Regions from separate parts of the Homo sapiens genome. Here region 1 is linked to region 2. Evidence: read pairs that join two places in POLR2A ChIA-PET (ENCODE). Cell type or tissue: OCI-LY7. All regions are shown on one strand. Links, peaks and the distances in the headings refer to the core of each region. The heading gives the core; the rest is flanking DNA. Region 1 has its middle 13 kb from the start of LINC01883. Region 2 overlaps ATL2 (atlastin GTPase 2).

Region 1 (5,375 bases), core at 134-5,133, 120 kb after region 2:
GAGTATTATCATGTTCATTTAAATGATCTTATAGTTGCTACAGACTTTGCTTTTTGAATGCAGAATATGCATTGATTTTTTTCATATCCAAAGCTCTAGGGGTCTCTTTATTAGCATACTTTAACTATTGTGTACTCTAATTAAATGTGAATATAGCCTTAATCTAACTGACTCCCTTGATATTACCCCAATCAGAGATCATGAAACATAGTTATAGCGCCCATGTATTGAGTGTCTACTATGCACAGGTCAGGAAATGTGTCAGGGACTTTACATATGTTATTTTGGTCCACCTTCACAAAGGATTTGTAGAATTAGCTTCAGTTTACAGCTGCTGAATCTAAAATGCAAAAAGGACAAATTACACAAGAGCACAGGTGCAAGTGGCAGAACTCAAATGTACACTCAGCTACGTTCTGGCTCCAAATCCAGTGACATGACATCCTTCTTTGTCTGAGTAGGAACAGTCATAAAAATATTGGAAGGAATTCATGGAGCCTTCTTTAAATAAAAGGCTCATGGTGTCCACAAGATGATCCCACGCTACTCCACCCCAGTGACACCTTGTCTGGGGTGTTGTGAACACTTGTAAAAGCCACATTTTTTTTTTTTTTTTTGACGGAGTCTTGCTCCATCACCCAGGCTGGAGTGTAGTGGCGTGATCTCGGCTCACTGCAACCTCTGCTTCCTGGGTTCAAGTAATTCTCGTGTCTCAGCATCCCTAGTAGCTGGGATTACAGGTGCCTGCCACCACGCCTGGCTAATTTTTTAAATTTTTAGTGGAGACAAGGGTTTCCCATGTTGGCCAGCCTGTACTTGAACTCCTGACCTCAAGTGATTCACCCGCCTCGGCTTCCCAAAGTGCTGGGATTACAGGCATGAGCCACCACGCCTGGCCAAAGCCACAATTTAATACGAATTAATACTGGCAAAGGAAGTTGACAAGACAAAGTGGGTCTGAAAATGCAAGGAACTGTTGAAGAGTAATTAGTTTGTTGGAAAAAAAAGATGGAGAATAGGAGAAACAATCTAACAACTCTCTCAATATTTGAAAAGCTGTAATGTAGTAGAAATGGATTTTGTTCATTCACTCATTCATTCATTTCTCACACATTTCTCAGACACCAAACATGGGCCAGACACTTGCTAGCCATGGGAGAGCAGCTAGAAAGAAGTCAAATGTGCCTGCACAGCATAGCAAGAAAACCAGATGTGAAAAAGCATTGCAAGTGTGATGATTTCTGCAAGGTATAAAAAGGAAGCAAGAAGAAGTCTTTGGTCTTACTCCCTAAAATTCAGTAACACAGAATGACTACTCCTTTTTTTTTTTTTTTTTTTTTAATTTTTGAGACAGAGTTTCACTCTTGTCGCCCAGGCTGGAGTGCAGTGGCACAGTTTTGGCTCACTGCAACCTCTGCTTCCCAGGTTCAAGCGATTCTCCTGCCTCAGACTCCTCAGTAGCTGGGACTACAGGTGCACACCACCACACCTGGCTAATTTTTGTATTTTTATTAGAGACGTGGTTTCATCATGTTTGCCAGGCTGGTCTCCAACTCCTTACCTCAGGTGATCTGCCCACCTCAGCCTCCCAAAGTGTTGGGATTACAGGTGTGAGCCACCACGCCTGGCCTAACACAGAATAACTCTTACTGGGTAGAAATATCAATAGGTAAAAATAAAAGGGAGGCAGATTTCAGGGCAGAGTAAGAAAAGCTGTCCTGAGTCCCCAACAATGAGGTAGGTGTCAGGAAGAAGTGAGTCCCTGGCAGTGGGAGGGTTCCATTGGTGGCTGACTGACCCCCTCCCTGACACATTCCACAAGGGATTCCCTCATAGGAGAGGAGGTTAGCATAAGCACTGTCTACCAGCACAGATGCTGAAGTCCTAGAGTCTTGGACCTCATCTTCGACAGAGTGAACAAAAGTTCTCTGAAAGAAGGGCGTTTTTCAGTAATGCTGTTCAGCTCTTCCAGTGTGCTACTGTCCAACAATTCAATATTGCTGTCCAGTCTGCAGGGAAGAAGGCAAGGGGCAACTTAATCCCAACTAAGTAACATCCACTTACCTTTAGCAGGTAAGTGAAACCTCCCCAACCCATTGTTAATAAAAACTTGGGTGAGGGAGAACTTACTGGGTAGAAACTGTAGCATCCAGAACTTAAGAGTTAGCTGTGCCAGCTGCCAACAATTTTTGGACAGAGAAATGTTTGTAGGAATCCATTCTATCATTGCTCTGCACCATAAATTCCGGAGAGCACCCTTTCTTATCTGCTCAGCCTTGCCTCTTAAGAATGGTTGACTGCTCATCAACGATTCATTCTGAGAGAATAAGGAAGAATGCTCTTGTTTTCTATGACAAAGCCTCCATTTTCTATTTTCATGCTGAGGCAAGTAGCTGCAAGCCTGAGAGATTTATTATTTTATGACTTATGCCAATTTTGGAAGCTTGCAACTTTGAATCAAACTAGGAATGTGAAAAAAAGGGAAAAAAATTGTACAAACCTAGCAAGCCAGTGTGGAAAACTCCGGAGATAAAAAATATATCTCCTTTGACCAAATTATTCAAGTTGGAAACATCCCACCTCACAGATCAATTGCCCATTTAATCATAATGCCTTATAGCCACGTGGCACTTCAGGGACAGCTTACAAAGCATGTTCTTGTTTATTATCTTCTAGCCCTCCCAGCAGTCCTCTGCAGTGGGTATGGCTCGTGCTATAACAGAGGAGGTGTTGGACTATGAACCAAAAGAATCAGGCTCTATCTCCAGCCACCTCTTTAATTGATGTCTTTGGGCAATTTCACTTAAGCTCTCAACCTCATTTTTTTCTTCTGGCCAAAGGAACTGAAACACCCAGAGGCAGATGAAGCTCACAAAGCTTCAGCTTCAGAGCCTGCCACTTGCACAGGTTGTGAACCTAATTTTGAATTCACGGTTTTGTGTTCTTGTCCTTAAAAAGGGCTCCCCGAATTACAATTTCAGGCCACACAAAACCTAGATCCACCTCTTAATAAAAGTATACCTCCTCAGCCTAATTCTAGGAAGCCAAATTACGACAGGTGTCTCTATGATCTCAGCTCTGCCCAATGGCCTGTGTTGGTCCTATGGCTCCTCATGTCACAGGTGAACTCTGTTGGTGCCTCTCCTTGATGGCTGCAAAGGGCTCACAGCTGGCCTCTTCTCCAGAGAATGCCCTCAGCTGCACAAGAGGCCCTCATCCTGGAGTGTACACCACCACTCCCATCCAGGATAGCCAACCAACTCCTGATTGACGGGGAGTGATCCCCTATACACAAGGCTGCACCCCTGTCTGAAGGTCAGAGCAACTCTGTGGTGCAAGTCATGTCCTTAGGGGCCAGACTGAAGCTAGACTCCATCTGGGATCACATTCTTGCTTGGTTCCTTCCCATGTCTCATCCTGTTTCACACACCCCTTTCTGCTACACCGCTGCCCCATTAACATGTGCACCTGAACCCTCACCTGGGGATCAGCTTCTAGGGCACCCAACCTGAGACGTAGAATGATAAGAAGAGTGCCATTTATTTCCTATGTTGAAGACTGTCTGGTTCACTTTCAAACATAGTCAAAGAGCCATAAGCCTCCAAAACCCCTTGCAGCTCAGTCTATGGTGGAGATGGGTGTATATATATGTTCCTCAGCCAGCAACTTGGTCTGAGACCCATCCTGTGCCCCAAAGTCCACGGTTAAGAGTTCTAAGTACATTAGGAACAAGTACATTTGGGAGGGTGAAGGTGGAAGAGCTGACTGTTTTGTGATACCCTACACTGTGACCAACCACCCTAGTGTCTTCTCAGAATCTTTAGCTTTGGGTGTTAGGAAGGACACCAAAAGACGAGAAAAGAATGAACAGTAGCATCGTGTCACTTTCATTCTCTTGGCACCTTCTACCTGCAGGAGATTTATAGCTAGTTCTTTGTGCTGGCTAAATAGAGGAATCAAAGAGCTCTCCAATGTTGTCTGTCAGTTTAGAGAGAGGCAGAGTTTAGGAGTAAAGGGATTTACAGCCTGCTTCTGTCTCACCTCGTACTCAGTTTGTGGCTTTAAAATGAATTAATCATTCATTGCCCTTTAGCACTCCCATGTATGGCATGCAGGTTTACTTCCACATCTCACAAAGACCAAAGATCCCGAAAAGGATCATCATAACAGCAAGACTGCCATCCATAAGAGAGACATAATTTTTAAAAATTAAAAAAGATAGGCTGGGCATCGTGGCTCATGCCTGTAATCCCATCACTTTGGGAGGCCGAGGCAGGCAGATCATGAGGTCAGGAATTCAACACCAGCCTGAGCAACATGGTGAAACCCCATCTCTACTAAAAATACAAAAATTAGCTGGGCATGTGGCGCTTGCCAGTAATCCCAGCTACTCAGAAGGCCAAAGCAGGAGAATTGCTTGAACCCAGGAGGTGGATGTTGCAGTGAGCCGAGATCATGCCACTGCACTCCAGCCTGGTTGACACAGCAAGCTTCGTCTCAAAAAAAAAAAAGATAAAGACAGAGTCTTGCTATGTTGGCCAGGCTGTTTTCAAACTCCTGGCCTCAACCAATCCTCCTGGCTCAGCCTCCCAAAGCACTGGGATTACAGGTGTGAGCCACTGCCCCTGGCCAAGACATAATTTTTAATCATCAAAAAGGACACACAAGAAATTCCTCATGAAGGGGAATAAAATGTGAGGCAGGAAGGAAATATTCATTACCCAGACGGGTGCTTGCTCCCCTAGACTCTTACCCCGAGGGATCTGGAGATAACTAGTGCTCTATCTCCTTCCATTAAAGAGATAGGTATGGGCTTTGCAGACAAACTGTGAGGATCTAGGTCAAATCCAGGGTCATCATTCAAGGGAGAGATCATTCAAGGGTGGGCTGATGAGCTGCAGATTTCAGAATCAGGCTACAAGAAGTTGGGAAAGAGGCCGGGCGCGGTGGCTCATGCCTGTAATCCCAGCACTTTGGGAGGCCGAGGCGGGCGGATCACGAGGTCAGGAAATCGAGACCATCCTGGCTAACAAGGTGAAACCCCGTCTCTACTAAAAATGCAAAAAATTAGCCGGGCATGCTGGCGGGCGCCTGTAGTCCCAGCTACTCGGGAGGCTGACGCAAGAGAATGGCGTGAACCCAGGAGGCGGAGCTTGCAGTGAGCAGAGATCGCGCGGCTGCACTCCAGCCTGGGCGACAGAGCAAGACTCCGTCTCAAAAACAAACAAACAAACAAGAAGTTGGGAAAGACTGACTCAGAGACAGGGGCCCATGGCACTCACCCAGATGGGGCTCCCAATGCCCGATCCAAACCTTAGCAGAGCCACGGATATCTCTTTATGCAGAACCATTGGTTTTCTGAGCCAGCAGCTTCC
Region 2 (5,375 bases), core at 244-5,243:
TTAAATTTTAGGTACAAACCTGTTCCATACTTTTACAATAGGTATCTCTTGCTCCTGCTACTGCAGCAAGATTATTAGCTTCAGCTGTTGCCTAAAAAATAAAATATGCCATTATTATGCAAAAAATACTCTATGACTCTAAAAATTCTGATTAACACAATAAGTTATGTACAATAAACAAGTCTGAAAATGAACCAGAGAAAGTAACTTCCAGTTTTTCTTTCCTATGCAAGGGAACGTTGGTATAAAGGATATAATGGTAAGTGGTTCTAATAGGACTGCCTGCCTGATTTTGTTTTGCTTAGGTTGATGTTAAAGTGTGTCTGCAGAAAACACCACATATGCTCAGGAAATGGATAAAGATAAATAGATATAACCCTAAAATATGTGGATCTCCAGGTGTTAGGAATCGAGAATTACCCATATGGTTCTCTCTCTCATAATCAGTATTATACAAGACATTTTCAAACCCACAAACCTTACTGCACGAAGTTTTATCGGCAAATACTGTTTAATCTACTATAAAATGGAAAAATAGCCTAAAGTAGTAAATGTTTTAAAATATGAATGGGGTAAAATGACACTGTCCCAAAAGACCACCATTTGAAAGACAGAAAAAGAAGTGAGACTATATTCACTAGAAGTAGCTCTAAATCATTAACACCAAATAAAAATAAGACTTATTCCAAACAACATTCATTGTCAAAGACTCAGAATAGAAGCAGCTTAGTTCAGAGAGGCCCACATCAAGCCATCTTATCAAATAGAAATTTTCCTATACTTTGAGCATCTGAAGAGAAGGTACTGAGGACTCTTATTTCTGGTGGCCTGGACACATGGAAGGCCTACAATCTGCAGTTACAAAAAAAAAATTGTATGAAACCTTAGGACCCACGACACATACGGCCTTAAGCAAAATGTGTTTGCATGCAAAAAAGCACCCCCCATTTTCAGCATTTCTCTCTAAAGCAAAGATTTTTATTCTCCCTCATAAATAAGTATATGTACAACACATATCACTCTCTCTCTCTCTACCTGAAGCATGGACTTTGGATGTGGAAGTTCTTCTCCTTGATAGATTTTGATGTAAGCCTAAAAAGGGAGAAGATTTGTTAGACTGACGGATTATGCAATTTGGCTCCACATCCCCAAAGAAAGAAAAGTCATTAAATATAAAAATAATTAACACCATTAAAAGTAAATTCTAGGCTTTAAAAATCACCTTATTCCAACAAAGTTAACCCTATTCTCAATATTATTAAATTATATGCTGCTAAATAATATCCTAGGTATTTCTATAACAAATATAACATAAAAGTTATAACTCAAAGTTAGATATAAAATGCCATCTTCTTTATGAAAAGAAATTCACAATTACCCCCTATTGCCAGTGTTTTAATATTTTTAAAAAACTTTTTTTTCTCTTTCTTTAGAGATGGGGTCTCACACTGACACTGAGGCTGGAGTGCAGTGGGATGATCACAGCTTACTGCAACCTCGAATTCCTGGGCTCAAGTGATCCTCCTGCCTCAGTTTTCCAAGTGGCTGAAACTACAAGGTGTGTGCCACCACATCCAGCTGAAGAAACAATTTTATCCAGTATTTTACTTTGACCAGCTTAAATTGTATTTCAGCTCAAGAAGGAAAAAAAAAAAAAAAACTAATTTGTGGTTTAAGAGTAAGAAGGAAAAGATAAGAGTTTGTTAGAAGTCCATATAGGGTCTTTCATCTCAACTTTCTTTTTTTTTTTTGAGAAGGAATTTCGCTCTTATTGCCCAGGCTGGAGTGCAACGGCACGACCTCAGCTCACCACAACCTCCGCCTCCTGGGTTCAAGCAACTGTCCTGCCTCAGCCTCCCGAGTAGCTGGGATTACAGGCATGCGCCACCACATCCAGCTAATTTCGTATTTTTAGGAGAGACGGGGTTTCACCACGTTGGCCAGGCTGGTCTCGAACTCCCGACCTCAGGTGATTCGCCCACTTTAGCCTCCCAAAGTGCTGGGATTACAGGCATAAGCCACCGTGCCTGGCTCATCTCAACTTTCCACTGACAAGATTCATTCATAACTGGGAAGGAGGCAGAGCAAGATGGCCAAATAGAAGCCTCCAGTGATCACCACCTCCAAGGAATATCAAATTGACAACTATCTACATAAAAAACCACCTTCATAAGAACCAAAAATCAGGTGAGCAATCACAGTACCTGGTTTTAACTTCAGATCACTGAAAGAGGCACTGAAGAGGATGTGAAAAACAGTCTTGAATCACCTACACCACCCCTCCCCCATCCTCTCAGCAGCAACCACATGGTGTGGAGAGACAATCTATGTGCTTAGGGAAGTCGAAAGCAGTGACTGTGGAATTTTTGCATTGAAACTCAGCGCTGCCCTGCCACAGTGGAAAGAACTCAGCCAGCACCCATGGAGGAAGAATTTAGACCAGCCCTAGGCAGCCAGTCCTGCCACCATGGGCTACAGTGCTCTGAGGTCCTGAATAAACTTGAAAGGCCATCTAGGCCACAAGGACTGCAATTCCTGGGCAGGTCCTGGTGCTGGGCTGGGCTCAGAGCCAGTGGACCTGGGGTGCATATGATATAGTAAGACTCCAGCTGGGGCAGCCAAGGGACTGCTAGTGTCACTCCCCCTACACAAGCTCAGGCAGTGTAGTTCACAGCTCTGAGAGAGAGTCTTTCCTTCTGCGTGAGGAGAGGAGAGGGGAGAGTAAAGAGGACTTTGTCTTGCAATTTGGATACCAGCTCAGCCAAAGTAGAATGCGGCATAAGGCAGAGCCCTAAGGCCCCAATTTCAGTCCCCAGTTCCCAGACAAGATTTCTAAACACACCCTGGGCTGGAAGGGAACCCACTGTCTTGAGGGGTATGACCAAGTCCTGGCAGGGTTCATCACGTGCTGACTCAAGAGCCTCTGGGCTCTGAATAAGCAGTAGTGGTAGCCAGGCAGTACTCACTATGGGCCTTGGGTGAGATTCAGAAATGTGCTGGCTTCAGGTGTGACCCAGCACATTCCCAGATGTTGTGGCTATGAGGAGAGTCTCCTGCTTGAGTAAAGGAGACAAAGGCCAGGTGTGATGGCTCACACCTGTAATCCCAGCAATTTGGGAGGCCAAGGCAGGCGGATCACCAGAGAGCATCTCTGGACCCACCCAAGGCCAGAGGGAACTTGCTAGATTTGCCACCTGCTGATTGTAGAACCTCTGGGCCTTGACTGACCACAGGCAATAACCACACAATAGTCACAATGGGCCTTGGGCAAGACCCATTGCTGTGCTGCCTTCAGGTCTGACCCAGTGAAGTCCCAGGGATGGTGGCCACAATGGTGCTTGTGTCACCCCCTCCCCCAGCTCCAGGCAGCTCAGCACAGAGACAGAGACTCCATTTGTTTGGGAGAATGTAATGGAAGAGAACAAGAGTCTCTGCCTGGTAATCCAGGGAATTCTCCTGGATCTTACCGAAGAGCACCAAGGCAGTACCTCTACAAATCTGCAAGAGCCACAGCATTATGGGCTTGAAATGTCCCTAATGCAGATACAGCTGCAGTGACCAAGATCACAACACCCAAGTCCCTTCAAATAGTTAGAAAGCCTTCCCAAGGATGACAGGTACAAACAAGCCCAGACTGCAAAGACTATAACAAATACCTAACTCTTCAATGTCCAGACACCAACAAATATTCACAAGCATCAAGACCATCCAAGAAAACATGACCTCACTAAACAAACTGAAATAAAGCACCAGTGACCAATCCTGGAGAGACAGAGATAACTGACCTTTCAGAGAATTCAAAATAGCAGTTTTGAGGAAACTCAAAGAAATTCAAGATAACACAGAGAAGGAATTCAGAATCCTTTCAGATAAAGTGAACAAAGAGACTGAAATAATTATAAAGAATAAAGCAGAAATCCTGGATCCGAAAAATGCAACTGACATACTGAAGAATGCATCCAAACCTCTTTTTTATTTTATTTTTTTGAGACAGGGTTTTGCTCTGTCTCCCAGACTGGAGTGCAATGGTGCAATCCTGGCTCACTGCAACCTCTGCATCCCAGGCTCAAAGGATCCTCCTACCTCAGTGTCCCAAGTAGCTGGGACTACACGCGTGCGCCATCATGCCTGGCTAATTTTTGTATTTTTTGTAGAGACAAGGTTTCACCATGTTGCCCAGACTGGTCTCAAGTGATCTGCCCACCTCAGCCTCCCAAAGTGCTAGGATTACAGGCATGAGCCACCTCACCCAGCCTCAGAGCTTAACACAAGACCTGAACAAGCAGAAGAATTAGTCAGCTTGGAGACAGGCTATTTGAAAATACACAGCTGAGACAAAAGAAAAAAGAATGAAAAAGAATGAAGCATGCCTACAAGATCTAGAAAATAGCCCCAAAAGGGCAAATCTAAGAGTTCATTGCCTTAAAGAGGAGTAGCTAAAGAGACAGCGGTAGAAAGTTTATACAAAGCAATAACAAAGAACTACCCAAACCTAGATACCAATATTTAAGAACAAAAGATTATAGAACACCAAGCAGACTTGACCCAAATAAGACTACCTCAAGACATGTAACAAGCAAACTCCCAAAGGTCAACGGTAAAGAATGGATCCTGGCTGGGCGTGGTGGCTCATGCCTGTAATCCCAGCACTTTGGGAGGTCAAGGTGGGGGAACTGCCTGACCCTGGAGTTCAAGACCAGCCTGGACAACGTAGAGAAATGACGTCTCTGTTAAAAACAACAACAGGCCAGGCACGGTGGCTCACACCTGTAATCTCAGCACCTTGGCAGGCTGAGATGGGAGGATCACTTGAGGCCAGGAGTTGGAGACCAGCCTGTTAAACACAGCAAGGCCCCATTTCTATTAAACCACCACCACAACAACAACAAGAAGCACGAATGGATTCTAAATGCATCAACAGAAAAGAAACAAACAACATACAAAAGAGTTCCAACACATCTGGGAGTAGACTTCTCAGCGGAAACCTTACAGGCCAGGAGAGAGTAGCATGACATAAAGTGCTGAAGAAAAAAAACATTTTTCCTAGAATAGTATATCCAGTGAAAATACTTCAAACATGAAGGAGAAATAAAGACTTCCTCAAACAAAAGCTGAGGAATTTTATCAACATCAGACCTGTCCTACAATAAATGTTAAAGAGAGTTCTTCAATCTGAAAGAAAAGGATTTTAATGAGCAATAAGAAATGATTTGAAGGTCCAAAACTCACTGGGAATAGTAAACACACAGAAAAACAGAATATTATTAACAATAATTGTGGTGTGTAAACAACTCATATCCTGAGTAGAAAGACTAAAAGACGAACCTATAAAAAATATTAATTAACAACCACAACTTTTCCAGACATAGACGGTA

Evidence for each region. ChIA-PET counts read pairs that join two places held together with the same protein. Peaks named below come from ENCODE experiments on the same cell type or tissue, not always from the same donor. Only the 100,000 strongest peaks of a DNase experiment are listed, where the experiment ranks them.
Region 1: POLR2A ChIA-PET joins it to region 2 with 14 read pairs; 2 of 35 experiments call an interaction of 5 or more read pairs at or near these places.

What each region holds. Positions count from the first base shown.
Region 1 is chr2:38,415,646-38,421,020 of GRCh38, forward strand. No RefSeq gene overlaps it. Among named protein-coding and RNA genes, the nearest start is that of LINC01883, 13 kb to the right of the region's middle. In OCI-LY7, for the core only: no CTCF peak of the experiment used is centred there; DNase peaks (open chromatin) are centred at 326, 1,196 and 2,836; H3K4me3 peaks cover 962 bases; H3K27ac peaks cover 3,122 bases.
Region 2 is chr2:38,299,237-38,304,611 of GRCh38, forward strand. It overlaps ATL2 (atlastin GTPase 2), which reads right to left. Exons shown (of 13, transcript NM_001135673.4): 10 at 1,036-1,092; 11 at 20-91. Among named protein-coding and RNA genes, the nearest start is that of ATL2, 75 kb to the right of the region's middle. In OCI-LY7, for the core only: no CTCF peak of the experiment used is centred there; a DNase peak (open chromatin) is centred at 2,285; H3K4me3 peaks cover 1,034 bases; H3K27ac peaks cover 1,479 bases.